Linked DNA regions of Homo sapiens: regions 1, 3 and 4 are each linked to region 2. The links are chromatin loops, found by intact Hi-C in ENCODE. Cell type or tissue: gastrocnemius medialis. All regions are shown on one strand.

Region 1 (8,000 bases), 500 kb before region 2:
GTGAAAATGAGAAAAATTAAATATCATTCTCCTAGGGAAAAAATCAAATGACAGTAAATATATACATGTAAGTTCTAGCTATAAACCTACACTGTGGTTTTGTCAAATTTGACTTGCAACTACAGACAGTCAGGCACATGTAAAAATGGTTCTTACAAAGCAATGTGACTAGGTACCCTTACTCACTTCTGCCATCAAATAGACATCAGGTCCAGAGCCTCCTCTGCTCTGTCTTCAGAAACTGTCAACACCTGTACTCTTCATAAGACTTGAGCTGGGTAGGCAAGCCACGTGCTTCCTGCACTCAGATTCCTTTGTCAACAGAATCTTAGGGACTTCCTCAGGGTCCCCAGATAGTCACTTCACTCTCTCCTTCATCTTTCAACAAAATACAATGTCATAAAGCAATTGTGCCAAGAGTTTTCTAGAATTGCTCTGACTGAAATTTGAGCTTTAGTCTCTAAACTTGATATTGCAAAACCTCCTTTACTGATACAGCTCAACCCTCTATTCTTAACTGTCCACACCAATTTCTACTGCCCTTAGGCAATAAAGAGCTGTTTTACATGAAAAGTACTCAAAGTTCCTACCGTGAAGACAGCAACTGCCATGGGCCCGTACTGCTTACCACCTCCCATTCAAGCTGGAAAAGATTGTGGCCACTTTTTCCCCCCAACTCTTTTATATTTTTATTTCTAGAATGGCCATTTTTAAAAAACTTTTATTTTAGACTCAGGGCTACACGTCAAAGTTTGTCATATAGATAAACTTGTGTCTTGGGGACTTGTTACACAGATTATTTTGTCCCCCTGGTACAAAACCTAGTACCAAATATTTTTTCTGCCCCTCTCCCTCCTCCTCCCACCCTCTACCCTCAGGTAGGCCCCAGTGTCTGTTGTTCGCCTCTTTGTGTCCACGTGTTCTCATCATTAAGCTCTCACTTATAAGTGAGAACATGGGGTATTTTGTTTTCTGTTTCTGCATTAGTTTGCTAAGGATAATGACCTCCAGCTTCATCCATGTTCCTGCAAAGGACATGATCTCATTCTCTTTAATGGCTGCATAGTATTCCATGATGTGTATGTCCACATTTTCTTTATACAGTCTACCGCTGGTGGGTATTTAAGTGGATTTCATGTCTTTGCTCTTGTGAATAGAACTGGAAACATCCCCCTAAATCTCTCCTAATCATCTGTCAGGAAAGGGGTGGATGCATGCACACATCTTGGGATGCTCTGTCCCCAGAATGAGGGCAGCACAGCTGGCTACACAGAAACGTTCCCTCCATTCTGTGGCTTCCTCCTCCCAACATTTAAGGTTGAGGGCCACAGATAACCCATGCACATTCATGTGTTTTGGCTCAGTGATTGTGTAAATTACAAGATTGGGATTGTTCCCAAATTCTACAAAGGGGAGAGTGTGTGAAAAATTGTGGCTGCAAAATAAGTAAGCAGTTTGAAGCAAACCCTATGTATTTATCTGGTTTTACGTAGGCAGATAAAATGTGGTGGTTCTTTACAAACCTTGCTAAATTGGAAGGGCTTGAGAGACCTCAAAAAAAGCTATGGACAAAGTTAGCTCTGCCAAAACGGAATTTTCAATTCCAGGAAAACCGAGGATTTTTAAGATTGAAATTATGGTTGAATCATTGCTCTTCAGTTCACACATTTATTTGTTTTAGCTTCATTTGTGAAATACGATATCATCTTCCTACTTAATGGCTTTATAAAATCATCAGTGAAACCTGGCAAATTTGAATTATCTGTGCACAACTTGTATCTCCAGTAAATAATGGAGGAAGGAGATGTGGAATTCTGAAAGCATCCATAGGATAATGGAACCAGAAGCCATAATCACTAGATGTTTGTGAGACACAAATCATCCCATAGACAACTTGATTGCTTTTTTGATGGAATTGCAAGATTTACAGATGAAAGCAAGGTAGTTGATGTGATACATTAGAATGATGATTGTAATACACTTGATATAGTGTTGCACAAAATCCCACTTGCAAAACACATTTGTGTACAGTAGGACTGTCACCAGAACAAAAACTGAGGACTGACTGTCGATGAATGAGTCGGAACAGGATAATACCGCCTCCTTTGTGCATACATCAAACCCTGACTTACAACAACAAAAACAAATGGCCTCTGATATAGAGTTTAAAACCGTTTAAAAACCAACAGTAGTTAAAAGATTATAATACATGTTGACCTTGTTGAATATCTGAGATTTTGACAGTTGTACAAAAAAAAAACTGCTGGACTATGGATCATCCATAGGTTCATGAGCAAAAACTAAAAGCTGTGATACAAAGAAGTGTAGTGCACCCTGCCTAAGCTCTGAAGCAGGAGGGCGTAACTGACGTACTGGAGGCATTCACTAAAAAGTAACTCACTGTAAAATGCACTGCATGCCAGGGACATATAGAGTTTCACAGGAAGAAGTAACAGGACTTAAGAGCAGGGAGAGATGTAAGAAAGAAGCTGTATTGTGAGCCCATCATCTAGGGACAGATCCAAGTTGCGGTGAATGTGTACAATGGGTGGAAGGTGGCTTCAGAGATCCCTTCCCCCTGCAATATACACCCTCTTTATAACATGCTCATGCAAGTGAATTTTAAATGCAAAAGTAAACAAGAACAACATACTGAGAAATAGAAATCAAAAGGTACAGCACGTCCTAACAGTGACGTCGGCTATTGAAGAAAAGAGAACAATGCATTTAAAATTCAGACAGAGAATAATCTTCAATTTAGAATTCTAAAAGTAGTCAACCTATCAAGTACAAGGAAAGAATAATGACATCTGAAGACACGTGAGGGCCTGGGGATGGAATTCAACACAAATGAAATGGGGAAAAAGAAAAAGGAAGACATTTTTCTCCAGCTAAAATGGTGATATAAGAAAGGAAATATAATTGTAGTATGCCACCTGGCTCTGCAAGGGATAATGGAAATGCACAGATGTGCCCGTGTTCCTGATCTATTAACAGTGATAGAATGTGTTGGTGAGGATGTGCTAGAGAAGGTGAGGTGTTGCTTATGGCAGCTCATTCATGATAAAACAAAGAAAAAAGGTCATGTCTAAGTTAATAAATGATGAGTGGAGATTATAAATACATGGAAGAGGTTAAAAAAAAAAAAGGAAACATCCACAAGGGTGGAAAGTGATTGGCCCTAGTGAGTGGGATCAAGGCCTGGGGAGTGTTGGCCTGGGGGTTGCTGGGTTTTGTCATATGCTTTCTTTCTCTTTGATTTTATTTAAACACACACGTATTACTTGGGTACAATTAAGTATTTAAAACCAACATCATAGCATACCTCAGAAAGCAAATAGAGAGGGAGAGAGGGAGAAAGGAAGAGAGTCAGAGGAAGAGACAGAGACAGAGGGAGAGCCATGAGAAAAACAACTGTGGCTGAGGATGTGTGCGTGTAGAGGACATCGCTGAGTGAAGGGGTTCAGCCACATGGGCCTGGACGCAATACAGCATCTCCAGCGTGTGAAGCCCAGATCCAGCCCTAGGACCCGTTGACTCTGATAGACACCAAAAGGGGAACCAACCAGACCTTTAAGCTTTGGATCCTGGACTGCTGGGAAAATACTGGTGTCTGGGTTATTTTTTCCTGTTTTGTTTTGTTTTCCTAGACATAATACCTCTCATGAGCTACTAGTGAAAATAAAAAATAATTGCCATCATATCACATGCATGGAGGGCTTACTGCATTCCACATGATGATCCGAGCACTTCACATAAATTCATCCCCTCAGTCATTCCAGCCAACCCCGGGGTGGGTTCTGCAATCGTGCCCAGCGTCGTGGAAGCTGGTGGCCCCCACACTGGGCTGGTGCACTCATCACCCCCCGACACACAGCTGGCTGTTAATAACTCAGAGATATTCCCTTCTCCCCAACTGCCCTGGACAAAATTAAAACACTTTTCCTAGGAAGCTATTTCCATACCTCCTGGCCCCCACAAGAGGCAGTTGACAAGCTGCAGCCTACTAACACTGGGTTACAAAGGCCAGTCTGTGCCACAAGCTGAGATCAACTTTATACAGCGATTTGTTCTCCAGAGCTCCCATGGAACCAGGCAGAATGCAGACTCCAGCTGAGACCACGCTTTCGCCAGGATGGTCTCGCATCCCTCCCTCCCTTTTTCCTGAGAGCATTCCTCAGTGGACCAAACCCATCTCATGCTCTGCTTCCACAGAACTTGACTTAAAAAGGAGTTCACAGATGAGGAAATCGAGGCACAGAAAAGCTCAACGACTTGTGCTAGGGCCATCACTCTTAAGTGGCAGAGCCAGAATGAAACCCAGGCTGTCTTGTGGGAGCCCCACCCGAGAGCTGCTGGAAGCCCCATGAGAATGAGGCCACATAGCCAGCAGAGGGCAGAGGTGGGGAGTGCAGTGGGGTTCCTGTCCCTGTCCCATGTACCATGAGGCCCCTACTGCTTCCCACCCCTCAGGTGGGCCCATGACACCCAGCCCTAAACTGTCACTTGCCAGTTGCTCCAATTGGGTTTCCACCACTTGTGACAAAGAATCCTAACACAGGATCCTTGACATAAATAGGAAAGTTCGGGGGAGACCATTATCTCATTTTAGAGAAAAGATAATGAGTTTGTTCTTCAATGCATTTAGGTAGAGATGCCCAAGGAATGCATAAATCTGTAGACAGCCCTTTGCTGAGAGAGAGAAGAATTGATGATGTGGTCAGGGAATTAAATCGTACGATGGATACTGATGCTTTGCCCTGAACTGAGGATGCGGGAGGGAGGATTCCTGGCGAGTCGTTCAAGCTCTGAAATTTACTAGGCTCACCAGATTGGATTAATAAAAAGAGAGGATTCTCAGTTAAACATGAATTTGCTCTAAACAGTGAACAATTGAAGCATAAGTATATCCCATACAACATTTGGGATCAACTACGCTAAACTTTTTTCACATTTTCTCTAAATTTAAAATTTCACTGGGTATTCTGTGTTTTTTTTAATCACTTTGTGAGGCACCCTTGTAAGCTAAATAGTCATTGAATTCTGAGGACACTAGATACCACTGTTCTTTTTACCCTTTTTAAAAGAAAAATTGCATTTCTAAAATGCTAAGTGCCTACATAATGAATGCAAAATATATATGGTTTATGAATAACAACGAGATGATCATTCTGATACCCACTGCCTACTAGTTTAAGAAAATGCATTTTCACCATAAAATATATATTGGCTCTTCCCACAAAATCAAACAACCATCTTAAATTGCCTACTTAGCAGTCCCTTGGATTTTCATTTAGTCGTGCACTTTACCACCCATATGTAATACTACACAAAACATATATACAGCAGAAGGAATTGTAAGGAGAAATCTATATAGCTACCATCCAGGCTGAGAATTCGTTCCTTGTCAGACCCCAGAAGTTCCCATGAATTCTTCCTCCATTGTATTCAGCTCCTTCCTTCTAGAGAAAACCACTATCTAGACTCTTCATGAAAATCCTTTTCTTGTTTTATCATCCTCATCTACATTCCTAAACAAGATAATTTAAGTTTACCTGTTCCTGAAATTTATATAAATGCAATTACCAAAAAGTGTGTATTCTGTATTAATGTGCTGGGAATGCCATACCAAAATACCACTGACTCGGGTGGAGGGACTTAAACAACAGCAATGTATTGTCTCACAATTCTAGAGGCTGGAAGCCCAAGATCAAGGTGCCAGCAGATTTGGTTTCTCCTGAGGCCTCTTTCCTTAACTTGCAGATGGCCCACTTCTCACTGTGTCCTCACATGGTCCTGCCTCTGTGAGCACATGTGCCTGTGTCCTAATATCTTCTTGTGAGGACACCAATCATATTGGGCCACACCCTTATGACCTCACTTAATTACCTCTTTAAAGACCCCAATACAGTAGTTACCCCCATATCCGAGGGGAATTTGTATTAAAACCTCAGTGGATGCCTGAAACCACAGACAGTAACAAGCCCTAGACATGCTATGTTTTTCCTATACATACATATGTATCATAAAGTTTAATTTATAAATTAGGTACAGTAAGAAATTTACAATAATACAATAATCATAGCAATACACTGCAGTAAAAGGTATGTGTATGTGCTCTCTCTCCCTCTGTCTCTCTCTCTCTCTCATCTTATTGTTCTGACTCACCTATTTTTGGATCCTGGTTGACTCCAGGTAACTGAAACCACAGAAAGCAAAACTGTGGATAAGGGAGGACTGCTGTCAACCCCTTGAGGGGTTACAGCTTCAACATATGAACTTTGGGAGGATGGGAGGACATCGTTCAGTCCATAACATGTTCTTTTGTGATGTTGCCCCCACCCCAAATTATTTTTGTGAAGTTGATCCATTTTGTTGAAAACACTTATAGTTTTTCATTTTCACTGTTGGCTAGAATTCCGTAACACATGTCCAGACAAATTTACTATATCTGTTTTCTTTGGTGGACATCTAAGTTATTTTCAAATTTGCTTTTATAAAAAAATACTGCTTTGTACAGTTTTTTAAAAATGTGTATTCTCATGCACAAAAGCAATTGCTTTTCTGAATATATATTTAAGAGTAGAACTGCTTTGTCAAAAGATTTGAACATCTTCAAATATGTTAGATAATGCCAAACTATTTTCCAGAGTAGGTTTAACATTCCCATCAACGTTGTGTCAGAGACCCCTTTGCCCCATATCTTCCTTCACAGTGTTGCCTCTGACTTCTCTTCTTTTTCTTTTTTATATTTTTTGCTAGTTTTGTGGCTAACTGCTTCTCATTTTTGGTTTTAATTTGCACTTATCTTATTGATTATAAGGTCAAGCCTATTTGAATATGTTTGCTGGCCATTCAGGTATGTGTTTTTGAGGTGATTCTTCAGATTTCTGACCATTTGTCTATTGGATCACCAGTTTTGTTTATTATGGATTAATATGTTCGGGCATGAGTGTTTTGTTGATGAGCTATTTTACAAATATCTTCTTTACAGCATGTCTTCATTCACTTTAGTAATACAGGTTGAGCGTCCCTTGTGCAAAGTGCTTGGGACCAGAAGTGCTTTGGATTTTGGAATATTTGCATATACATAATGAGTCATCTTGGGAATGAGAATGAAGTCCAAATATAAATTCATTTGTGTTTCATACACACCTTACACACATAGCCTGAAGGTAATTTTATACATCATTTTTAAGAATTTTGTACATAAACAAACTTTGTGTACCGTGAACCAGCACAAAGGTGTCCACCTCACCCACCCCCTCCCCCACTGTGGACAATCTGTGGTTATTTGGCATCACCATTATTCCTGACTAAATTTACATGCTACATGCTACAGATAAGCAACCATTTTCTTACACTTATTCTCACGTAAGTATTTAACAGTAAAAAATACGATATGCCATTAATACAGTGAAAAAAATAAGTGTTCTTGGTAGCTAGCCAGCACATTAGCATCCCTGGAACACCTGCATCAGCTGTCAGACAACGGCAGCAACAAACAACGCAGCTCCCAGCCTCCATCTACAATGCTGTGTTTTGATTAAAAGGTTACTGTACATTGTGTTTTATTTTTTTAGAGCAGAAGAAATCTCAGAAGCAGTTAAAGGACCAGAAAGCGGGTCCTCTAGGGATGAGGAGGCATTCTACTGGGTGGCTTTTCAAAGTGTTTCCACCAGAGTCATCTGCCTCATTAACAATGTTCTGTGTCTCCAACATCTCTTTTTGATTTTATAAGCTAACATGATGTCTTACTCTGCTGTGAATGCATGCTGCTCTGTTCCTTCAGTGAGACCATGACACACTTTCACCATGTCATCTGTAGGCATTGCTTCTGCAGTGTTGACAACAACATCTTCATCATCACCATGATCATAACCACCTGGATTCAGAACCATTTTGGCTATTTCAGGAGCTGTCAAACAATGAACAACTGGAGCCTTACTATTGATGTTAAAAACTTTTTTGATATTCACTTCTCCCACGTTACTGATGGA
Region 2 (8,000 bases):
GCTGCTGGTGCAGGGACCGCTGTCTGAGAACACCTGGATTAAGCCCTGCACCTGCCTGTGGGAGGAGGACAGTAACATCTCATCCATATCTGGGAGCCAGAGCTGGCGTTTTGTTTTTTGTTTGTTTGTTTCCAAATGCACTGGGTCTGTGATTGTGGGAGCCCACCTCAGGCTTCTCTGCCTGGGCCTTGCCAGGTGAGCGAGAAGCTGGTCCCGTGAGGAGCAGTCCAATCCGGCCCATGTTGCACAGCCTCGTGCCCAGGCCCTGGAGCTAGCAACTTGCCCGACACAGCCTGCTCCTTCCCAGAGGGCAGCCCCCATGCAGGCTGCTTCCCACGGTGTCTCAGCAGGTCCTCTGCAGATTTTTCCTCCCACCTTTTTTATGGTGTCCAAGACATGACCACAACCACCACCACCAAACTCTTCCATCCCTGACAAACAGTTCCTATGTTATTTTAGAAAAAGTCTCTCCCCACAGTATGGCAGGAGCACTTCCCATAGTGCCCCCTTCGGCTTTATCTTCAACGATATCTCAAGGCCTGCCAAGCATTCTGACATCATGAGATTAGACTCCACTGTGTACTGGCAGGTTTGCATTTTTTAGATGTCATATTTTAAAGCACAAGACAGGGGCCATGTGGTGGGAGGGACAGTGTGAGGCCCATTCCCTGTTCCCAGGGCACAGACTGCTGTGACATTTGCTCTCTTGAGAACTTAGCAAGGGCAGGCAGAGGCAGCTGACCGAAAGTAACTCCGTGCAAAAGTGGCCCAGCCACTCACGGCGACACTTAATTGAGAGGAATGAGGGCCAGAATTCAAGTCCAGGTTCATGGACAAGTCATGTCCTTTTCAAGACCTACACTGGAAGCCACATCTATGGCCCTTGCTCAGTGTCTCCTTAGTAACCATCGTGGTGCCTCACATGGTGAAAGCTTGACAAACTTTGAAGGACTTCAGCACATGTGGTCTCATTCATTCTACAAAGTCAAGATGTCTTTAACTCTCCTACCTATTTCTTGGGAATAAAACAGAGCTTGAATGACTTTAGTGATAAATAACTTTGGAATAGCAACTCCACATCTTTCCATGCATTGCAGCCTCATGGCATCCGTGTGAGGGAATGTCATTATTATCCCATTTTAGAGGTGCAGTGGGTGAGGTTGGAAGAAGTTTTGACTTTTCTGAAGAAACTTAACTAGAACATGAAAGAGTTCATTCTGAACCCAAGTTCCAGGTTTTTCTATCACTGTTCCATTGGCTTCCTTTATTTCTGTTAATAGTGTGATTGCTAAGAATAAATGCCTAACATTTACTAAGTGCCTCTATGAGCCAAGTAACACAGTAAGGAATTGCACATGGATTACCTCAGGGCAAGGCAGAGGGGTGCATGGCCGGCCTGCAGGACAGCCCAGCAGCGGGAGCATCAGGGCAAGCTGAGAATCCATTTAGGAGATGGGGCCTACTAGTATTTCCATTCTACAGATGCCTAAACTAAGGCTTGGATGAGTTAACTCACTCCCATGAGGACACAGAGCCAGCAGGTGAAGATGGAGCCATGATACCTAACTCAGCACTCTGTCTCCAGAGCCAACGACAGGTCCTGGAACCATTAGCCGTATGGCGACTACTTCTCAATTCATTATCAGCACCTCTCATTCATTTCACATGCAAGCCAGCTTCTTAGAGGAAACAGCATTAATTATGTAGACATATGTTTATGTTGGTCAATGGACTTCTTGCTGTTGTTATATGGCTTGAGGATTGGTCTCCTCTTTTACGACAATAGTCATAGAAAATGTTTCACAAGTATATTACAGAAGTGACAGCATATATCAAAGACACTCCGTTAAAGATGAAAGTGTAGAAACGCCAGGTTTTCTGGGAAGGGGTCGCCCAAGGGAAAGAGTTGAAGATTGAAGGTTGATAGGAACAGCCTGTGTTCAAAGACAGTCATGAGTTTACGAAGCTGTGGAATGTTTATGGAGGACATCGGCCATCCAACATGAGGATGAACTTCATTCCCCGAGGCCTGGCGCAGGATGGAGCTGTGATTACGTGGGCTGTCCTTTGCACGGGAACAGGGGCTCCATCGATGAATAACAGGGGGTACCTCCAAAAGGCCACGCTGACTCTGGGAATTGCTTTGAATTTCAGGCTTAGAGAGCTGGGGCTGGAGTGCTGACCATGACTTTGAAGCTAAAAGCAGTGTGTGCTCTGAGGCAAGGAGCTGCAGCTTGGACCTGAGCCCTGGGAAGCTGCCCAGAGGCACTGCATGGCAGAGCAGGCTGGGGGCAGGAGCAGAGACAGCTCTTTACCGAGACCAGCTCCAAGACAGCTCGCCCCTAATAAGGAAGTAGAGTGGCACTCCCCCATACCTCATCTCAGAGACCTCCCAGGTCCTTCAGCCTCGCTGAAGGAAGGCCGAGCCTCTGTGGGGCCCTGAGATGTTAGGGCTGAGCAGATTCTAAAGCAGGACTCTCAGTCCTGAGCAGCAGAAGATCAGATGAGGGTGAGAACTGCCCCCAAACTGAGCTGCCAGTTAGATTCAGAAATGTGCTCAGGCTGGTGGGTAGAGCTGCCTGACACTTTATTCCTTTTCTTCATGTCATTTACTGTAATATTAATAATCTCTGGTTACACATCATCTCTAAATGTCACGATCTTGAAGGTCAGTGTTAGGGGTGAATTGTGTCTCCCAGAAAGCCAAGTTCAAGTTGTAAACCGTACCTGTGAATGGGACCTTATTTGGAAATAGGTATTTGTGAATGTGATCGAGTTAAAATGAGGTCATGCTGGCTTACCTGGGGACTTAATCCAATGATGGAGGTCCTCCTAAGAGGAGGAAATTTATACCGAGACACACAGGGAAGACCTCAAGTGACCACAGAGGCAGAGACGGGAGCGATGTGGCTGGAAGCCGAGCAATGCCAAGGACTGCATCAGCACTAGAGGCTGGAAGCAGGGGAGACCCTTTCCGGAGCCTTCAGAGGGACCACGGCCTGTGGACCCCATGATTTTGGACCCTCAGCCTCCAGAACTGTGAAAAAACACACTTCTTGTGTCAAGCCCGAGGTTGTGGCAATTCATTGCAGTGGCCCGAGTGCACTAAGATCAAAGTCCTAAAACCTTTGTTTTCCATAGGAGGATATCGAGGCTCAGAACACTGTCCCTCCACAAAAGGGTGGCACTGCTAAGACTAGGCCCAGACCTTCTCCGTCAGCCCTGTTCTCAGGGATCCCTTGGCGATGGGACCTGAAGTTCTGGAGGGAGCTGCCACAGCAGCATGGATCCAGGAGGCTCCCGGGTCACATGCTTGGGGCAGTCGGAGGTTCCAAGTGTGGTGCCAAGTGCCCAGTTGAGTTGTTGGCACTTCTGGCCTTTGGAGTCACTCTGTGGACGCTGGTAAGTCATCAAAGAGGGTGTTGCCTCTGTGAACGTCAGGGGCACAGCCTAGCGGAGAGTGGGCCTTGGGGACATGGGGACCCCTAATTTAATATAGACATGGCACACAAGGCAGTGGAGGCAGCTCCTGTCAGCACCCTGGGGCGGCAGACAGGCTGGAACCTGTGGTCTCGGGATCAACCACCCTGGGAAGCAAAACGTACTTCCCGCCGTTCTCCACACTGAGGCGCCATTAACAAGGCCCTAGCAAGCAACTAGGCCTGGCTCGGGCAAGGCCGCCACTTCCGTAAGCTTTAGAGCCAAAGACAGCAGGTGCCCAAGGGAGGCACTGCACCAGTGTGAGAGTGTGAGTGTGCAACAGAACACACGTGTGTGAGTGTGTGACAGTGTGTGGGTTTGATTGTGAGCATGCTGTGATTGAGTGTGTGTAACATCATGTTAGGTATGGGCGAGTGTGCATGTGAGTGTCTACAAGCATGAGTGTGTCACAGAGTGTGTATGTGAATAAGTATAGGAGTGTGTGTGAGAATGTGTGTGCACGTGCAAGAGTGAGAGGGTGTGTGCGTGTGTGACTGCCTGTGTTGGGTGTGTGTGAGTATGGGCCTGTGTGTGTATGTATAAGTTTGTGAATAAGTGTGCATGTGTGTGGGTAGAGATGAGTGTGAATGTGTGTATATGTGTATGTGCATGAGGTTGTGTGGGCTGTGGATGTGCATTTATGAGTGTGGATGTGCAAGTATACACCTGTGTGCATGTATGAGTGTGTGTGTGAGTTTGTGAATAAGTGTGTGAGTGTTGATGTGGTTGTGTACATGTGAGTGTGTGTGTGGCTGTGGCAGTGTGTGTGTGTGTTTCTAAGTGAGTGTAGGAGTGCAAGTGTGGGCGGGCTCTGGCAAATGCATGGGAGCCTCAAGAGGCCCAGGAATGAGGCTGACCAGGCTGTGAGTGCACTTCCAGTAGGGATCCCTCCCAGCAGGGCCTGGATGCTGCAGCGGGCCTGCTCTGCCTGCTTTGTGTGGAGTGTGCTGCCACCCAGGGGAAGGCTCCTGGCTGACATGGCAAGTTGACATTGGTCTTGGGTGGTTTCTGTCTCTAGGCTCAGACAAGAAAAAGGACATATAGGGTGCAGGGGCCAGGAGTCAGGGACTAGCCCCGGCAGAGAGAAGGGGAAAGCGCCAAGACCCCAGGCACAGGCTTCAGAAACACCCCTACTGGACCATCTATCCACATCAGTGGGACCTCTTCCCCATTTTCCCCCTTCCCGTAGTCTAAGGTGCTTGCTGGCTAAGGGTATTAGAGGACACCAGGAGAGAGGCGTGGCCTGTCTCCCTTATGTGTCCCTAAACTGATCCTTACTGGAGATAAGTCCCCAACAATGTCTTGAATTTCAGGAAGCTTCACTTTGTTGTGTGGTCTGAAACTGCAATGCTACCCCGAGGAGCCTTGGAAATTCACATCACCATGCTCCTAAATACGCCTGGTTAACTGCTGGAGCCTTTTCATATGAAAAAGGAAACCCACTAACTGACGTTCCCACAAATCTCCTGGGTCCCTCGGGGTCTTTGAACTCTGCCTGAGAGACAGTTTCGTCACCCTCTGGGACAACAAATTCATACATTTCTATCTTGCTCCAGTTCCAAGAAAATGGCATTGTGTCCTTTAAAACGCAGTCAATTCTAAAAGCACACTTCTCCTTGCCTCCTCAAAGAGTGCTCACAACAGTGACTGATAGTTCATTCTTCTTCGTCTTCTTTCTTTAAGACAGTTTGTTCAGACTTTTTACTTACGTGCTGCAATACAGATTTTAAGAGCTCATTAGCATGGTACAGCAGCTGCACCTTTACAGGATCATGATCCTAATACGGAAAAGGCAGTTTCTGCGGCGGAGCGGTGCCTTCTGCAGGGCCCTGGCAGCCCTTGATGCTCCTGCTGTTGAGCTGTCCTGCAGCCGGGCCATGCACGCCTCCGCCTTGTTCCTCCCCCTATGGAGACAGGCGGCTGAGTCAGGCCTGTCCTCCACGGAGGGATAAGCCTGCCATGCACTCCCAGAAGCTGCCAAGTCAACCCCCAGCCGTCTCTTTCCAAGCGCTAGCTACTCCATTCCCTTCCCTCTGTGGAGCTCTTATTTCCCTACTGTCTAACCAGTCAGACACCACGTGCCCTTCAGTCCCAAGCTGTCCGCTCTGATCCCTTCGTGGAGTCTTCCGATATAAATAAACTAAACAAGGGAAAACCCACAGGGAAGAAGAAAGTCTGCAGGTTGTTTTAGACTCCAAACAGATAGGGATTGAGCTTGAAAGAGGGGCAACCGTAAATACCAGATCTTCTTGGAGAGCAGCCAAGTAGATCTGGTATTGACAGGTGCCCCTCTTTCACCTGGTATTGACAGGACCCCAATGGAAAATAGACATCATTGCATAGGCACTGATGAAACAGCACGCTTTGAAAAATAGCAAATAAAATCAGGCAAACTCTGCTGTTTTCAAAGTTAGAATCTCTTACTACGGAGTCTAGGATGGTCACATTAGCAGAATATTAGGCACAGTGGCTCATGCCTATAATCCCAGCACTTTGGGAGGCCAAGGCAGGCAGATCACCCGAAGCCAGGAGTTCGAGACCAGCCTGGCCAACATAGTGAAACCCCATCTCTACTAAAACAAATATAAAAAATTATTCAGGTGTGGTGGTGGGTGCCTGTAATCCCAGCTACTCGGGAGGCTGAGGCAGGAGAATCACTTGAACCTGGGAGGCGGAGGCTGCAGTGAGCTGAGATTTCGCCATTGCACTCCTGCCTGGGCAACAAGAGCAAAACTCCATTTCAAACAAACAAACAAACAAACAATATCAGCAGAAGATTAACAGACTAAGAAGATAAGGCTGGCCAGGGTGGCGGGCTGCGTGGCGGGCTGGGTGGCGGGCTGGGTGGCGGGCTGCGTGGCGGGCTGCGTGGCGGGCTGGGTGGCGGGCTGCGTGGAGGGCTGCGTGGCGGGCTGGGTGGCGGGACAGAACGGTGTCCCACGTGGCGCTTTCCCATCTCTGCTCACCCCCTTACCATCCCCTTGGCAGCTCTCCCAGATACCTTATCTAACAAAGACTGAGCCTTGTTCTTTTGGCTTAGGATTGACTTGGCGATGCGGGCTCTTTTTTGGTTCCATATGAACTTTAAAGTAGTTTTTTCCAATTCTGAGAAGAAAGTCATTGGTAGCTTGATGGGGATGGCATTGAATCTGTAAATTACCTTGGGCAGTATGGCCATTTTCACGATATTGATTCTTCCTACCCATGAGCATGGAATGTTCTTCCATTTGTTTGTATCCTCTTTTATTTCATTGAGCAGTGGTTTGTAGTTCTCCTTGAAGAGGTCCTTCACGTCCCTTGTAAGTTGGATTCCTGGGTATTTTATTCTCTTTGAAGCAATTGTGAATGGAAGTTCACTCATGATTTGGCTCTCTGTTTGTCTGTTATTAGTGTATAGGAATGCTTGTGATTTTTGCACATTGATTTTGTATCCTGAGACTTTGCTGAAGTTGCTTATCAGCTTAAGGAGATTTTGGGCTGAGACAATGGGGTTTTCTAGATATACAATCATGTCATCTGCAAACAGGGACAATTTGACTTCCTCTTTTCCTAATTGAATACCCTTTATTTCCTTCTCCTGCCTAATTGCCCTGGTCAGAACTTCCAACACTATGTTGAATAAGGAGTGGTGAGAGAGGGCATCCCTGTCTTGTGCCAGTTTTCAAAGGGAATGCTTCCAGTTTTTGTCCATTCAGTATGATATTGGCTGTGGGTTTGTCATAGATAGCTCTTATTATTTTGAGATATGTCCCATCAATACCTAATTTATTGAGAGTTTTTAGCATGAAGGGTTGTTGAATTTTGTCAAAGGCCTTTCAACCCTTGTGGAAGTCAGTGTGGCGATTCCTCAGGGATCTAGAACTAGAAATACCATTTGACCCAGCCATCCCATTACTGGGTATATACCCAAAGGACTATAAATCATGCTGCTATAAAGACACATGCACACGTATGTTTATTGTGGCACTATTCACAATAGCAAAGACTTGGAACCAACCCAAATGTCCAACAATGTTAGACTGGATTAAGAAAATGTGGCATATATACACCATGGAATACTATGCAGCCATAAAAAATGATGAGTTCATGTCCTTTGTAGAGACATGGATGAAATTGGAAATCATCATTCTCAGTAAACTATCGCAAGAACAAAAAACCAAACACCGCATATTCTCACTCATAGATGGGAATTGAACAATGAGAACACATGGACACAGGAAGGGGAACATCACACTCTGGGGACTGTTGTGGGGTGTGGGGATGGGGGAGGGATAGCTTTAGGAGATACACCTAATGCTAAATGACGAGTTAATGGGTGCAGCACACCAGCATGGCACATGTATACGTATGTAACTAACCTGCACATCGTGCACATGTACCCTAAAACTTAAAGTATAATAATAATAAAAAAAAGACCGAGTCCTCCAGCCCTAGTCACGCCCTCTGCTGGCCACAGCCCCCATCAACACCTTGACTGCAACCTTGTGAAAAGCCCTGAGCCAGAGCCTTCCAGCCCCACG
Region 3 (8,000 bases), 100 kb before region 2:
CTATTTCAGCACCAAAAGCAGCACTGTGTTGTGCACGTGTGTGAGTCTACTGTTGGTTAGTCGTGGAACAACTCACCATGTCTCCAGAATATTCTACAAAGAGACATCTGCCATTTGCACGTGCATGCTATCGGTCCATCTGAAAAGCCTCATAGTCATCATCCTAAAGGGATGCTTTCTTAATTCCCCTGGCAACTTACGACTTGACAAAGTGACTTTGACCGGAAATAATCTGCTTTGGGAACCTCCCAGGTGACGGACAGCCTTGGACAGCCAGTTAATTTCAAAGGCCCAATGTGATAGTTAAGGTTGTGTGTGAATGTGGCCAGGCCACAGTACCCAGATATCGGGTCCAACGCATCTGGATGTTGGTGTGAAGTTATTTTTTAGTTGATGTAAACATTTAAATCAGGAGACGCTGACAAAGTAGATGATCCTCAAAAATGTGGGTGGGCCTTCTCTAAATAGCTGAAGCCTTTCAGTAAAAGGCCGATCTCCCCAAGGAAGAGGGAATCCTGCCAGCAGATGGCCTTAAGGCTTAAACGGTCATATCCATAGGCTCTCCCCTGAGTATCCAGCTTGCTGGCCTATCCTGTGAATTTCAGACTTGCCAGCCCTCGCAGTAGTACAAACCAATTCCGTAAAATAAATCTCTCTCCTCTCTCTCTCTAAAGAGACTATTGGTTCTGCAGCTCTGAACAATCCTAATACACCCAACCATCCCTACCAAAAAAAACCTATGTCTTTTCACAACATCCTAGGCCAATAGAGTGTCTTTCACCAATGACAGCCATGTTTTTCAGCCTTGTGGGTGAACAAAATGCTGAAGGTACCTTCTGGGAGGGGATTGTGGTCAGCACAGCTCTTGCTCACATCTTTTGTGCTTCGTTTCTTCTGTGCACCAGTTTATTCCAGCCCTTCGTCCCTCACAGCATTCTCTTCGACTGAACATTTTGGTGCATTCACTGACTTCCTGTGAAGGTCACCTATTCACTTCACTCTCTAATGCAGGGCTGAACTAGCTGCAGTGGCACAGAGATTAGGAGAGGCCCGAGAAGCAAGTCCATCTCTAGGTGCTCAGAGAAACATGGCCCTGGGGGTGGCCCTGAAGACAGAAACTTCCAGCAGCTGCTACCACAGAAGTCTACATGGGGTTTCTTAAGAGGAAGGCCAATCCCAGACATTAGGAAGCATCATAATAATTGATGACATTGTTTGAATGTGGCCTATAGGTCAGGCAGTGTTCTAAGGGGTTTACTGACCACACCTCATTTGGTCTTGCCAGCAGCCTCCCAGGCACATATTTCCAAGGATCTCCACTTTACACCTGAGGGATGCAAGGCACTCATCTGTGAAGTGACTTCCCCAAATCACATGCTATGACATGGTGAAGCCAGGACTCCTGAGACCCACCTGTCAACCACCAGATCAAGACTTGGTGATATTTGGAGATCCAAGTGTGTGGCTAAAAACAGGGTCAGTTGTCAGAGAGTGGGGCCATGCAGAGTATCTGTGCAAAGGGGGTGATGGCACCCTAGTCATACTAGTGGGTAACGGTCATTTCCTGGAGCACTGGGAAAGAGCTCTGTCATGGGGAGCCAGCTATGGGAACTGGGAAACAAGAGGAGGCTGGACTTCATGCTCGATTTAAACCCCAGCCCCATCACCACAAGCGATGAGACTTGGAGCAACTTCCACAGCCTCTCTGAGCTTCATCTGAATAGCAAGGATAAGAGCCGTTTCACATGGCTACTGTGAGGATTAAGTGTGAAAATAGGATGGTCCCAGGGAAAGTGGGTGCTTGGAATCATGACAGGAGCAAAATATAATCCTGGTTATCACAGATGTTGCATGAAGTCACGGCCAGACACATGGTGAACCCCACTTTGCTGGGCCTCAGAGAATAAGACTGAGTTCTTAGGGCACCTAAGGTCCAGTTGACCTTAGAGTCAGGATGGAACTGGCACTAAGGTGAGGGAAGTGAGGGGACCAGGGTGCACAGTTCAAGGAGGCACCCATGCTCTGGGTGGGGCACATACAGGGGAGGCAGGGGAGAACGAGTGCCTCCTTAAATCCTGCTCCCTGCATATCTGGACTGGGAAGTGGGGCTGCACCCAATGTTGGGGTGATGCCTGCAGGGAGGAACAGTCTACAGAGAAAACCAGGGACACTGCACCCAAGGCTGGCCCAAGTGCTGGTGAGTGACTGTCTTGTGATTTTAACTGATCTTGCGGTCCAAACCATCTAGTCATGCCTCAGAGCAGATGTTTTGGCTTAACTGGGTAGTTATCTGCACCACCCTAATAAATCAGCCAATTGTTCAGATTTATGCCACAACATTAACAGGTTGGCTTCACCTAGCAGTTGATCTATTGATATAATAAGGCACTGTATTTTCAAGAGAACATGAGGATATCCTTTGAGATTTGGATTTCTGCATAATATGTGGGCCCACTGGGTCACTTGCCGGCGCGAATAAATCTTACACACTCTACACTCACACTCACATGGAAATGTCTTAAAATCCACAGATAAGTACAAAACAGATTGCCAGCTGGCATACACAGTAAATATTTGTAGATACACATCAATTAAATGTTACTAGGAACTCCTGTGCTTAAGCACAAGCACTCAGGACCACATTCCAAATTTTCCCCACTCAGTTTCCACAGCACCAAGCCTCTTTAAAACATGAGGAAGTTCTGGGTACAAGGAAACTTCTACCAAGCTTTCGTTTAGAAGGAGTTGAAATGTCTAAGGTAAATTGGATGCTATAATGGAACAAACAGCAGATCCTAAATGAGGGTAGCACTGCCAAGCCCAGCCATAATGTTGTCTATTGTAATCACCCTGGACGTGCTCCAGCACCTGTGATGACTCAAAAGGTCCGTGCCGGGAGCACCAAAAGGAGACTCCTCTCTGCCACAAAGAATGTGTATTAAGCATTACGTTCTGGTCTAGCCAAGAGGGTGACATGCGGTTCCTCACTTGAGCAGATCTATTTCTTCACATCTCTGATTGTGTCACGTACAAAGGCCACTCGAGCACAAGCTCACGTCCTGTCCAGAGCATTTCTACACCAGGGCCACCTTGCCCTTGGCCTCCTATCTCTGGTTTCTGCCTCCTTCCCTCCCATTGCTCAACTCCAACTTCCCAGGATAGGATCAGTGTCCCATTGGAACCGCAGCACCAGCTCTTCCCAGCCCACTGAAGACCCTGCCTGTGAAGTCTCACTTGTCTTCAGGGCCCACAGGATATGTAGACTGGATGAACCTCAAACCAAAATAATAACTCTCAGCTGTCTCTACTCCACATGAGACCTTAGAGCCTGCAACCCTCAGGTCATAGGCCTTCTTCTTCTTAGAATGTCTTCTTATTCAAGGGATGATTCTGTTTTTAAGCCACACCTAAATATTGTGACTCTTGAATTTTCTTTTCTTTTCTTTTCTTTTCTTTTTTTTTTTTGAGATGGAGTTTCGCTCTTTTTGCCCAGGATGGAGTGCAATGGCAAGACCTTGGCTCACTGCAACCTCTGCCTCCGGGGTTCAAGCAATTCTCCTGCCTCAGCCTCCTAAGTAGCTGGGATTACAGGCGTGGGCCACCATGCCCAGCTAAGTTTGAATTTTGTATTTTTAGAGGAGACGGGGTTTCTCTATGTTGGCTGGGCTGGTCTCAAACTGTCAACCTCAGGTGATACGCCCGCCTCGGCCTCCCAAAGTGCTGGGATTACAGGCATGAGCCACCGCACCTGGCCAACTCTTGAATTTTCAAAAGATAACATACATGGGCAAATAATTATATCAAGCCATAAAGGCTCCGGTTACATACAAACTGCATCTAGCGTAACAGGATCAAATTACGAAACAAACGGTTCACCCAAAATTGATTGCCACACTCATAAAGTGAGAACTATTTAAAAACTGGAGACTGATGAAATGCCCATTGAATACTTCCCGAAGGTTTCCACAAGGTACTAGGGGAAGAGAGTGCAATGGGAATCTCGCCCGACACTAGGTCAGTGGCTGTTACAACTTTCATAGCAACTGCACATTTTACTTGTGCTTTTCCTAAAATTTACTCTTGAATTTAATAGTGATGAAGAATGTAGAGTGTATCAGCAAATTGAGACACTAGCAAGTAAGTGTAGAAAATAAATGACCATGAAATTTTTGGAGGAAACATTTGTATGGGTGTTTGTTTACCTTGTTTTGACCAGCATAGTATAATATTGTCGAATTTATGGAGTACCTACAACGTTCCACGTGTTTTTTATTACTCTGCAAGGTAGGCATTGTGGCTACGCACAGATGAATTAACCAAGGTTCAGAGAAGTAAAGTCGTTTGCTTAAACTTGCAGTCAGTAAGGGTCTGAGCTTGATTTGAAGGTGATCCTGTGAAGTTTGCTTTAAAAATACCCAGATATAGGAATAAGTACATGACAGCCAATCTGCTCTTCCCAGGATTACATTCCATGGGATTCTCCACTTTATTCGTATTGCAATAAGTAGTCTTGCCTATAGTCCTCAAATAAAAAGAGTAGATAAATGACAGAAATCTAAATATTTAAATTATCCAAAATATTTGATTTTGTTATGACTTTTGACCTCTTACCAAAAATGGAACAGGCAAAGTTTAAACATGGCTTCAGCCACTTTTCTGTCACTGTCGTTTCATCTGATGATCAAATGGGAATGAGCAGGAGATTCACGGCTCATATTATGCACAGAGTGAGTTATTCAACTTCATAAGACATAAATCTGACAGAATCATTATCCCGGAGCTCAATGACAACAGAGTCCTAAGAAGGTCCACAGTATATTCTCCAGTTTCTTCTTTATGAGTTCACCATCATCTCCTCTTTTGACACTCAGTGAGTTCACACACAGTGTGGTTCTCAAGGCCTTCCCATTCTGTTCAACAGGCATTATGAGAGCTCAGCGGCAGAGGACCACGGCCTCTTCAAAAGAGTGAACCAAATAGGGCGAAGGTAGCTTTGTCCCTAGGCATTCTTTAATGACATGATATAAATTTCAAAGAAGAATTCTAATAATTCAAAACAGGTAACACCATTTTTTTCACATTAATTTAAATGATTCTATTTATAATGAATTCAGAAATCATTAAATTAAATGTAGTATCATTTAAAGGAAGTGAAAATTGGATTATTCTAACTAATCTTTAAAATGCCTTTACAGATGCCAAAAAAATTGTTTAATTTCCTTTTGGTTTTATTTCTTATGAACAAGTATGCTGAGTTACAATAGCTGCATTTTCCACTTCATAACTAACAAGGAATGCCACTTCACAGAATAAAAAGGGAATAATGAAGGCATAGTGAGAAGTCGCAGGACATCCTACTCAAAAGCTAATCCACCAGCTACTATTAAGGAAACAGTCAGTGTGTAATGGGTAACTCAGGACTCAAGAGTACTTTTTCCGTTCAGAAGTAGTGGGTGGAAAGTTCCAATGAAGAAATTACCAGGGTTACATTATGCTCTAACATTTTGTTCTTCTAAGCAGTCTGTTTTAAAAGCATACTCATATTCCAGGGCTCATTGGTCGTGGAATTTCAGACTGGTTTGCTGTTTTCTCTTGATGCCTGAAATACAGGTAATACTTTGCATTTTTAAAATGCATTTCATTCCTATGTTCTGAGAGGAGGCATTGTATCAGAATCTTTTGTGCACTCAGCTAATGATCCATAGTAAGATCCCATTATCAATCAGGTTTGTCGGTATCGAACTTCATAAACAACTGATGGTAATCTTTGCTATGAAAAGTGTGGTACTGGGCTTAGTCACTCATAGCCCATGATAACAGAAGAGGTCACTAGTCCCAGCCGTCAAATACAGAAGTTAGGTCCTAGAAATCTTGAGAAGGTGTAAAAGTTGTCTAATATAGCCCATCCATCACTGTTGTCTAATTGGGAATTTCTTCATGGCCTCGTGGGAGTTTGTATTTCAGACACTCCGTAAGTGCCATAGATCAAGTCACTACTGCTAGCTTCTCTCATTGTTAAGTTATTGTGTTTGTCCCCACTTTATTATCTGTATGTCAACCCAGAACCAGAGCAGCTTCTGAGGAGTTCTGGGATTAGGATGTAGCTTACAAGGATGGGGCCTACAATAAAGTGGGGATAAAGCTACTTCTTCATATGGATGACCTCAGCCATCATTCAGTTTCTGCCACTGCTGCAAGCTCAAATTCTACCACATAGAGAAAATTTGTCCTAAAGATCAAGAAAACATATCATTGATTCCAATGAGAGGTCCTTACTCTTCTAACATTTTGGAAACCTTGTTTGAATAGGTCACCATACATGGATATATCCACTTAATGGAAAAAGAAGAACAGACTAAAAATAATTAGAAATGTGGGATTGACATAAATTCAGAGGGATCTTGAACACGGTACTGCTTTACCAGTCAGTACAGAGATAGAGCTGTTAACATCAGCTTATTAATTGCTGAAGGGGAAGCTGATAGGTTCTTCTTTTATTTTAAAACCTTGAAACTACATCATTGTATGATCCCGGGACATTTTAAGATGAATTTGGCAGTCTTATAGCATAAGGAAATAATTGAGTTTGATCTGTAGACCTCATTACTAGCAGAAGGCCACATGGGGATCCACACATTTTTTAGGAAGCAGGAATATTGAAAGGAGATTTCAACCATCAGAGGTCGACGTCCATAGAGCCTGTAACCTCCATTTTCCATTCCTTGTTGGTGCAGCCTGACTAATGATAGTCACTGGTCCTCACCAGTTAGAAGATGATGGAAAGCCATTTAAGAAGTAAATTCAATAATGCTTCCAGAAAATTCAGTTCTGTTCGTCTCCACATATCCTAGAAGGGACTGCCACCCACTCCAGTTGTGGGAATTAAAGGCACAGTGTGTATGAGCTGCCCCCAGCTGTGGTCTGGCAGAGGACAAGCTAATTAGAAGAGAGCTAACTACATTTAGAGATGTGGAAAAGTTATCCCGGTATTTCTGGCATGCCCAGAGCTATTAATCTCTTGCCTTTGAAAAGCACTCATGCATTTCCATTTTACTCTCACCCTTTTACTGCTGTACCTTAAGAATGTTGATCTACCTTGATCTATTGCTGTCATCCATCATCAGAATAGTAGCAACACACTCACCCAGCTATCGCTCTAAAACCCGCAGATGTCAAGCCCTGAGAGTGGGGGCTCTGGCTACGCTTCTAATGTAGAGGGCACCTGTTTATAAGGCATCATGTAAAAGCTATTACCACATTCAGAAATCACAATCCTCACAGAAACATTTTTAGGAGCCTCAGAGCAGGTTGTCTATAAGTGAAAAAGAAAGTGTGCTTATCAGCTTGCATGACAAGTGGAAGGCATGTGGCTTTAAAATCAGGGGGGAATGTTTTAAACAACAGCAACAGCCAGATTGCTTAGCAAAGATAGCAGGCAGTCATAAGACACTATGAAATCAATTCGCTGGGAACACACAGAGGGCAGCCAGAAAGGAGACTCTGGTCCAGTCTTTTAAGGCACTTCCTCCCTTTCTACCCACATGAACATTATTTTACACACTTGATGCTGATTTGTTTTTCTAAGGGTTTGAAGGTCTAAATTATTGCACTGTTTCTCCTATCCAGTATCCTTGCTTAAATCAGTGGAAATGTAATTGATGCAAAATGGTATATTCTATTCAAAAGCATGTATTCATCTGGAATTGCTTTGGACCAGAAAATATTGTGAGGACAGACTGTCCCAATTTTATTCTTTATGTTCAAGGAACAAGTCATTTGAGGGTTCGGGGGGTGGGAGTTTCTAAGTAATAAAATATCAACACAAGCTAATTAAACAAAATATGGCTAAAAATCTTTTACTATTAGGGCTATAATTTGGCAGATAATCTTCATAAGGCATCTGATAATGCTTATTAGATTTTAAAATGTACCACTGATATTCTCACAAAATTTGATAATGGGAAAAATATTAATATGTTACAATGCCAGCATAAACAAAT
Region 4 (8,000 bases), 170 kb before region 2:
GTTCATAAGTTCTTATCATTTAGCTCCCACTTGTAAGTGAGAACATGCAGTATTTGGATTTCTGTCCCTGCGTTAGTATGCTAAAGACAATAGCCTCCAGCTCCATCCATGTTACCGCAAAACACATTATCTCATATTTTTTATGGCTGCATAGTACTCCATGGAGTATATGTACCACATTTTCTTTAACCAGTGTGTCATCGATGGGCATTTTGGTTGATTCCATGTCTTTGCTATTGTGAACAGTGCTGCAATGAACATGTGCATGCATGCGTCTTTATGGTAGAATGCTTTATATTCCTCTGGGTATATACTCAGTAATGGGATTTCTGGGTCGAATGGTAGTTCTGCTTTTAGCTCTTTGAGGAATTGCCATACTGCTTTCCACAATGGTTGAAACAATTTACACTCCCACCAACAGTATATAAGGGTTCCCTTTTCTCCGCAACTTTGCCAGCATCTGTTATTTTTTTACTTTTTAATAATAGCCATTCTGACTGGCATGAGGTGGTATCTCCTTGTGGTTTTGATTTGCATTTCTCTAATGATCTATGATATTGAGCATTTTTTCATATGCTTGTTGGCCACATGTATGGCTTCTTTTGAAATGTGTCTGTTCATGTTGTTTGCCTACTTTTTAATGGGGTTGTTTTCCTCTTGTAAATTTAAATTTCTTATAGATGCTGGACATTAGACCTTTGTCAGATGCATAGTTTGGAAATACTTTCTCCCATTCTGTAGGTTGTCTATTTACTCTGTTGATAGTATTTTTTTTTTTACTGTGCAGAAGCTCTTAAGTTTAATTAGATCCCATTTGTCAATTTTTGCTTTTGTAGCAATAGCTTTTTGTGTCTTTCTGATGAAATCTTTACCCATTCCTATATCCAGGATGGCATTGCCTAGGTTGTCTTCCAGGGTTTTTATGGTATCAGATTTCATATTTAAGTCTTTAATTCGTCTTGAGTTGATTTTTGTATATGGAGTAAGAAAGGGGTCCAGCTTCAATCTTCTGCATATGGCTAGCCAGTTATCCCAGCATCATTTATTGAATAAGGAGTCTTTTCCTCATTGCTTGTTTTTGTCAGCTTTGTCAAAGATCATATGGTCTTAGATGTGTAGCCTTACTTCTGGGTTCTCTATTCTATTCCGTTGGTCTATGTCCTTGTTTTTGTACCAGTACCATGCTCTTTTTGGTCACTGTAGCCTTGTAGTATAGTTTGAAGTCAGATAACATGATTCCTCCAGCTTTGTTGTTTTTGCTTAGGAGTGTCTTGGCTATTCAGGCTCTTTTTTTGGTTCCATATAAATTTTAAAATAATTTTTTCTTGTTCTGTGAAGAATGTCATTAGTAGTTTGATAGGAATAGCGTTGAATCTGTAAATTGCTTGGGGCAGTATAGCCATTTTAATGATATTGATTCTTCCTATCCATGAGCACAGGATGCTTTTCCATTTGTCATAAAAACATTTTTTAAATGAAGTAGAAAATACTAGAAAATGTCACAGTTTATTACAGAGTGGATGTAAATATCGTAGTGAAATATCTTCAGTGATGCATTGTACATGTCTGCTTTCTTCTTAGAAAGACTTTGCAATAGAGGAGCCCTAAAAAGTGGGCTCAGGAAAAGGGATGAAAAGGCCACATTTAGGCTATGTGTAGGAAGATGTGGATAACATGACGTATGTCCTAGATTAAACCTGGTAGAATTATCAAGGGAGTTACCTCTAATTCTCAAAAGTGTTCCAGTTTGGGCAATAAATTATACGGTCACCCTCAAGATACTTGGCTGAATTCAGGCAATGTTAGTAAGGGCTTTAGTGCCTATAGACAAGAGTCAGACTCCAAGATTTCCCTAGAAGAGAGCCCCAGGAATGCCAGGTGGGCTATGGATAAGGGTTTATACACAGTCGTATTCTCCTGAAGTGCACAGCTATGATGTGTAGTCTTATATGTCAACATGTCAGGCTCAGGTGCTGGTTATTTAATCAAAAAGAATCTAGGTGTTACTGTAGAGATATTTTGTAGATGTGGTTAACATCTATAGTCATCCTACTTGAAGTAAAGAAGATCACCCTCTGTAATGTGAGTGGGCCTCATCCCATCAGTTGAAGGCCTTACGAGTAAAAACTGATTTTTCAGAGAAAAAGGAATTCTGCCTCAAGGCTGCAGCATGAACTCCTGCCTGAGTTTGCAGTCTGCCCTCTGCCTTAAGGATATTGGATTTCCCAGCCCCCACAACCAAGCCAGCCAATTCCTTAAAATAAATCTCCATCTCAATTGATCTGTATGTCTTCCTGTCTGTCTATACATCTGTATCTATCTATCCACCTACATCTCTACATATCTAGATCTAATGCCTTCATATCTAAATCTATCATCTCCTATTTATTCTGTTTCTCTGAAGAACCAATATAATGGCTGAGAACCAAGGCATCACCTGGAAAAAAGGTCTGATCTTGCAGGGATCCAAGTGAAGAGAGTGAGCCCAGGCCTAGTTGTGTTAAGAGGTGAATTAATGAGACTAGAGGATGGTCACTGGGGTCCGAAGGATGGAAGGGACACACCAGTTGTCAGGCCTAGAGCTATTGTTTAACTCTTACAGGGCTAACAACACTAACAAGATACAGTGCTGGCATGAAATCCACACTTGTCCTTCTTCGAGGTTCCATGTGGCCTGTACCCTGACAGTTTCTCATGCTACAGTCAACATGTTGAAAAGCTGGGTGTGCTACATGTGAGAAATAAGGCATGACGGATGTGTGTATTAGCCAGGGTTCTCCAGAGAAACAGAGCCAATAGGCTATATGTGTATATACATACATATATATATATATACACACACACACAAACATATATACACATATATACATATATACATACATATATACATATATACATATATATATGTGTATATGTATATATATATATATATTTATATATATATATATATATATATATATATATATATATATATATATATATATAAAGAGAGAGACAGAGACTTTAAGGAACTGGCTTATGCAGTTGTTGGGGCTGGGAAGTCTGAATTCTGTAGAGTAAACCCACAGGCTGGAGATTCAGGTAAGGGCTGATCTTGCAGTCTCAAGTCCAAATTCCGCAGTGTGGCAGAATGGAAACTTAAGCAGGATTTCTGTCTCGGTCTTGAGGCAGAATTCCTTCTTTTTCAGGAAATCTCAGTCTTTGCTGTCAGGGTTTTTGACTGATTGGTTGAGGCTCACCGACATTATGGAGGGTCATCTACTTTACTCAAAGTCTACTGATCTTAGCTATTAAGCACATCTACCAAATATCATCACAGCCACATCATAGCCCGGGCGAAGTTAACATGTGAAATTAACCATTTCAACATCATATGGACTTTGGACCAAGGCAGACCTGGAATGTGTGCCTACTAGCTGGGTAATTTGGGCAAAGGATCACCTCTCTAAGCCTGAGCCTTCTCATCTCTAACATGGGAGTAATAAGGATGACCTAGAACAATTGTGGAAATAATTCATTAGCTGCTCAGTAATTGGTAGATTCTGTTATGACTCCATTAACTGTGTTGGGAAGGGGGAAGTGTTGGTGGAAGAAGAGAAAGTAGGGAGAGCTTGTGAGCCCAGCAAGTCGCTCCAGGAGGAAGCCGTAGCATGAGAGTGGCTGCACAGATCCCAGGCTGGAAGATGGGGCACCTACTGAGACGTGCCCCTGGGACCTGTCCTACTTGGTCACATTTCTACCAGCTACTGAACAAGTGCACGATTACCATCTGGAGTTGCCGGCCTCTGCCTGTAAAAGAAGGACTGATCTCAATTGAGTCAGCTGAGGACACCGGGCTTCTCTCCCCTTTTGTGCCTCTCTCCTGTAACTCACACACACAGCCATGTTGTTGTTACCTCATTCCAGGACATTTGCCTGACACTAAGGAGTACTGTTTAAGCCTTAATTCCTTTCTAGGAATGTCTAGTTGTCTGAAACACAGTGTTTTCCTAGGAAAGTAGGCCTGTGAAACAGGTCCTATTACAGTACCTCCAGCCCGGTGTGAATGAAAACCAACAGAATTCATAAAGCAAATGAAAAATGAAATTCAGCTGCTTCAACTCCCTCGGCTAGTATCGAAATACAGGTACAGATGTATTCCTCGGATGACACACAGCCAAATGTGACTAGAGTGTTATGATGTGTTTCTTAGGTCATAGCTGACAGGTTGCCAGGATTGCATTTGTAAGAGCAAAGAGATCAGCATTAAATTTCTTTCCTGTTATGTAACTGCTTTCACTTAAAGGATTACTTGTACCCATACAAGAATGAGCCATGTACCTCCTTATAAAGTGCCCACGCTATCCCGCAAACTACAGACCTGCCTATGGATTTCACATGGACTCATTAGCTACTTTAATTGATGAAAGAAATGGGAAACTGCCTTCTCTTTGTGACCACATTCAAAGGCTCCCCTTTGCTTTTAGCTTTCTGGCCATTTCATTTGATTATAGAGTAATTCTGAGCCCCTAACAATACCATCAATTAACAACATGAAAGGCATGACTATAGAGGAACATGGAGCCCCCTTTTAGTTCCCTGACACTGGTTTTTCCTCTTCTAGTTAGTTGAAAATAATTCTTGAAAAAGCATTTCAAAAGGAAACCTTTCTTTTCCTCCAAAGATTCCAAACAGGATGTTATTACTGCTTGTTCTATTACATTAGAAAACTTTATTAAAACCACCTTTCTCTAGCCTTTTAAACAGAGAAGCATGGAGCAAATTTGGCAAACACAAAAATACTTCTGTAATGATGAACAGAAATACATGTGCATTTGTAACATGAAGCATGCTCTTGTGTTTCTAATATCTGACTCTCTTTCTATACATTATTCTCTTAGTTTCATGAAAAGATAGACCTTTCATCAAATTGAGATTTATCGCTAAACGCTTGGAATTCATGCAACAAAATCAGGGATTGACTTCACTTCAACCAGACAGCTCCCACCTTCCAGCCTGGGTGATTCAGTATCCACATTTGCTTTATTAAATCCTGTATTCCCTAGTTTGGTGGCAAACAAGGACTAACTTACTTAACTAATTTGTAAATTGTGATTCCAGACTGTGTCAAACGGCCTTGACTAGGCTTCCCGGGCTTGGAGCAAGCCAGGTACGTGGCCCCTCTCTGAGACCTGACATGAAATTCTTCATTTATTTTCCATGATTGTCACTTTATTTGAGCTCATAGCCCTGCCCTGAATGAGTCTCTGATACGTTGAGAGTTAACCTAGTATATCATTAATAACACTGAGTAGAATGCAACCACAAAACTCAGCAAAATGCAAAAATAAGTGTTTATTTAGCTCACAGTTCCATGGGGTTCTGTGATCTGGGCTGAGCACACCTGTGTGTTTCCTGTGTGGTCAGCGGGGGGTTGGCTCACCCAGGATGGCCTCCGCTGGACGACACGGACTCGGCTCTGCTCCACATGTCTTTACTCTTCCAGAAGGCCAGCTCAGACATGGATGCAGCAGCCAGGACAAGGGCCGTCCTAACCACCCAAGGCTTTTCGGGCCTCTGCTTACATGATGGTGGCTGAAGTCCCACGGGCCAAGAGAAGTCGCATGGCTGACTGAGAGTCAGAGGAGGAGAAAACTGCAAAGTGAATCGGCAAAAGTCTTGGACACAGGGAGTGGGGAGAATTGGGGCCATTTTTGTAATCTACCACACTCGGTGCCTAAAGCCAAGCTTAAGAAAAGAACAGAGTGATGTGCAGGCTCAGAAGAATGAGAGAAAGCTATTTATATCTCACCTGAGCATCAGGGAAAGCTTCCTGGTGGAGGTCGCAAGTTGGACACACATCACCACATCTTAGACGCCATCCTCCAAGAACTGTTCTTCCTCTGAAATACTAAATGGCAGAACCCCTCCACAGTCACGCCCTCACTTATGCTACACACACCCACTAAGTTCACTGAGACTTCCTCACCTGATCGTTCAGTTTTCTCTTGTTTCTCTGCAACCCTGGGGCCCTCAACTCCCTCTTGGTCTGTCCCTCTGATGCTCAGGTGCAGCAAAACCCTAGCTCAGGGTGAATCCAATAATCTGCCCCCCTTAACTTGGATGCTTTGGCTTCCTGGAGAAAACTTAGAAAACGGAGGATGAGTTATGAATTATTGCTAGTCTGCGACTTCAGCCTGCCCCTAGGCCACATTTAACAATCCCTTTACTCATGTTGGGTCATTTCCCTGCCTGCCCCAAGCGATCGTGGAAAACTTTCACTCACATGGCGAGCTCTCCACTCTTCTCTGACCAGCCCTTTATCTACCTTCTAGATTGGCAAGGAAATGGGTAATCTGCGTCAGCCATTGCAAATTCCCGCCTGCCACATACAAAGTGTCATAGCCCTTTCCTCACTCGCTCCCTCCCCATCAGTCTCAGAAATCCAGACCCTTCTCTTATTCAAGAAAAATCTTTTCAGCCTTCTGTGTCCTTAGAGATATTGGTTCATCAGTTACCCTGTATCTCTCCTCTATCACTAATTTCCTTTTTTTTTTCTTACTCCTTCTACCCCCCAGTTTATAAACTGGCTCTCATCCTAACTAAACAAAATAAAATTCTATGATTCTATGTCTGCTCCGTGGCTATTGCTGTCTCTTTCCTTCTTTTATTGGCCAAGTGTGTTAAAACCCGGTCTACACTTTGTTTCCACTTGCTCCCTATTTATTTACTCTTCCAACCTTGCAACCTGGAGCACACCCCACCTTTCCTCAGAACTCCTGCCGCAAAAGTTGTCAATGATCTCATATTTTCAAATCCAAGGGATGTTTCTCAGTTCTTATCTGCCTGGTCATATCTGCTCCTTCAATCCTGGGTACTTGGAATTTCCCTTCAACTTGAGAAATGAATTTCCTTTCATCTCCCTGAGGCTAGTGCCTGCTTTTTCTCTCCCTCCTTCCCTGATTGCTCTTTTCCTGGTGCTTTCAGGATCTGCCTCTGCTGATCCATTTACCTCTGGGGTTTTCTAGAGAGATCTCACCATGGCAGACTGTTTTTCACATTGTTTATGTGTTTCACAGGCAATCATTCATTGCTTATGAACAAAACTACTTGCAGTTTAGTCATTTATATGTAGATGACATTCACATTTCTATTTCTAGTTTAAACTTTTCCAAGATCTATAACCTTGTCTGTCCAACTGTTGGCTTACAGTATGGACAGAGAAGCCACAAGAGTCTTGCCGTCTATACATCCACAAATGAACTCTTCATCTCAGTTCACCTCCTGCTCCTCCTCCTCTTCCTTCTTCTCCTCACTCTTCATCCTGCCTCTCTTTCTCTTTCTCTTCCTCCTCATTCTCCTCCTCATCTTCTTCTACCTGCCCTTGGTCTTCCTCCTTCTCCTTTTTCTGCAGTTACGACTAAAATGCAAATCTCATTGTCCTCTTTCAGCCATATAATTTAATTCTAAACTAACGTGTTTTGAATGGAGAAGGAATTTTAATGATTTTGAAAGTTAATCCTCGGTCATTGAAACTTTTTGAACATCTCTCTAAAGCAGCAAGTTCTCATCAGTGTTGTTAGGAATGATTAACCATCCACACGTGCTGTGTCATTGGTTGCGTAAGAACTAGCTAGACCTATTTCCTATTCACCATAAGATTACAATTAAACGGAGACAACGTTGATAAAACTATGCATAACATTTAAATGACTACACCATCAATACCAAATGGAAATGAAGATTCTGAATTGTATAATCATGTTTGCATTATTAATTCCTGTGTGGTCAAAAGTACAGGTGAAGCTAGATGAGGTGGCTCACGCCTAATCCTAGCATTTTGGGAGGCCAAGGCAGGCAGATCACTTGAGGCCAAAACTTGGAGACCAGCCTGGCCAACATGGCAAAAACCCACCTCTACTAAAAAGACAAAATAATTAGCTGGGCATGGTGGCACACCCTTGTAATCCCAGCTACTTGGGAGACTGAGAATCACTTGAATCTGGGAGGCGCAGTTTGCA

What was found. Peaks named below come from ENCODE experiments on the same cell type or tissue, not always from the same donor. Only the 100,000 strongest peaks of a DNase experiment are listed, where the experiment ranks them.
Region 1: it touches region 2 in a loop (4-fold over the local background); 10 of 110 quality-filtered maps call a loop at or near these places.
Region 3: a loop joins it to region 2, with 3 times the contacts of the local background. A loop is called at or near these places in 7 of 110 quality-filtered maps.
Region 4: it touches region 2 in a loop (2.6-fold over the local background); 9 of 110 quality-filtered maps call a loop at or near these places.

The regions. Positions count from the first base shown.
Region 1 is chr13:109,606,322-109,614,321 of GRCh38, forward strand. It overlaps LOC124903210 (a long non-coding RNA gene), which reads right to left and starts at 827. Exons shown (of 2, transcript XR_007063870.1): 1 at 1-827. In gastrocnemius medialis, a CTCF peak has its summit at 4,395 (motif pointing right); no DNase peak of the experiment used is centred here.
Region 2 is chr13:110,104,655-110,112,654 of GRCh38, forward strand. All of the region lies in intron 1 of LINC03082 (long intergenic non-protein coding RNA 3082), which reads right to left. Among named protein-coding and RNA genes, the nearest start is that of LINC03032, 13 kb to the right of the region's middle. In gastrocnemius medialis, CTCF peaks have their summits at 3,611, 4,442, 4,641 and 7,930 (motif pointing left); DNase peaks (open chromatin) are centred at 2,217, 4,427 and 5,447; H3K4me3 peaks cover 786 bases; H3K27ac peaks cover 4,066 bases.
Region 3 is chr13:110,003,542-110,011,541 of GRCh38, forward strand. It overlaps a transcript of LINC03082 not described here. Among named protein-coding and RNA genes, the nearest start is that of LINC00396, 46 kb to the right of the region's middle. In gastrocnemius medialis, no CTCF peak of the experiment used is centred here; a DNase peak (open chromatin) is centred at 3,030; H3K27ac peaks cover 1,280 bases.
Region 4 is chr13:109,934,559-109,942,558 of GRCh38, forward strand. No RefSeq gene overlaps it. Among named protein-coding and RNA genes, the nearest start is that of LINC00396, 110 kb to the right of the region's middle. In gastrocnemius medialis, no CTCF peak of the experiment used is centred here; DNase peaks (open chromatin) are centred at 3,824 and 4,183; H3K27ac peaks cover 1,209 bases.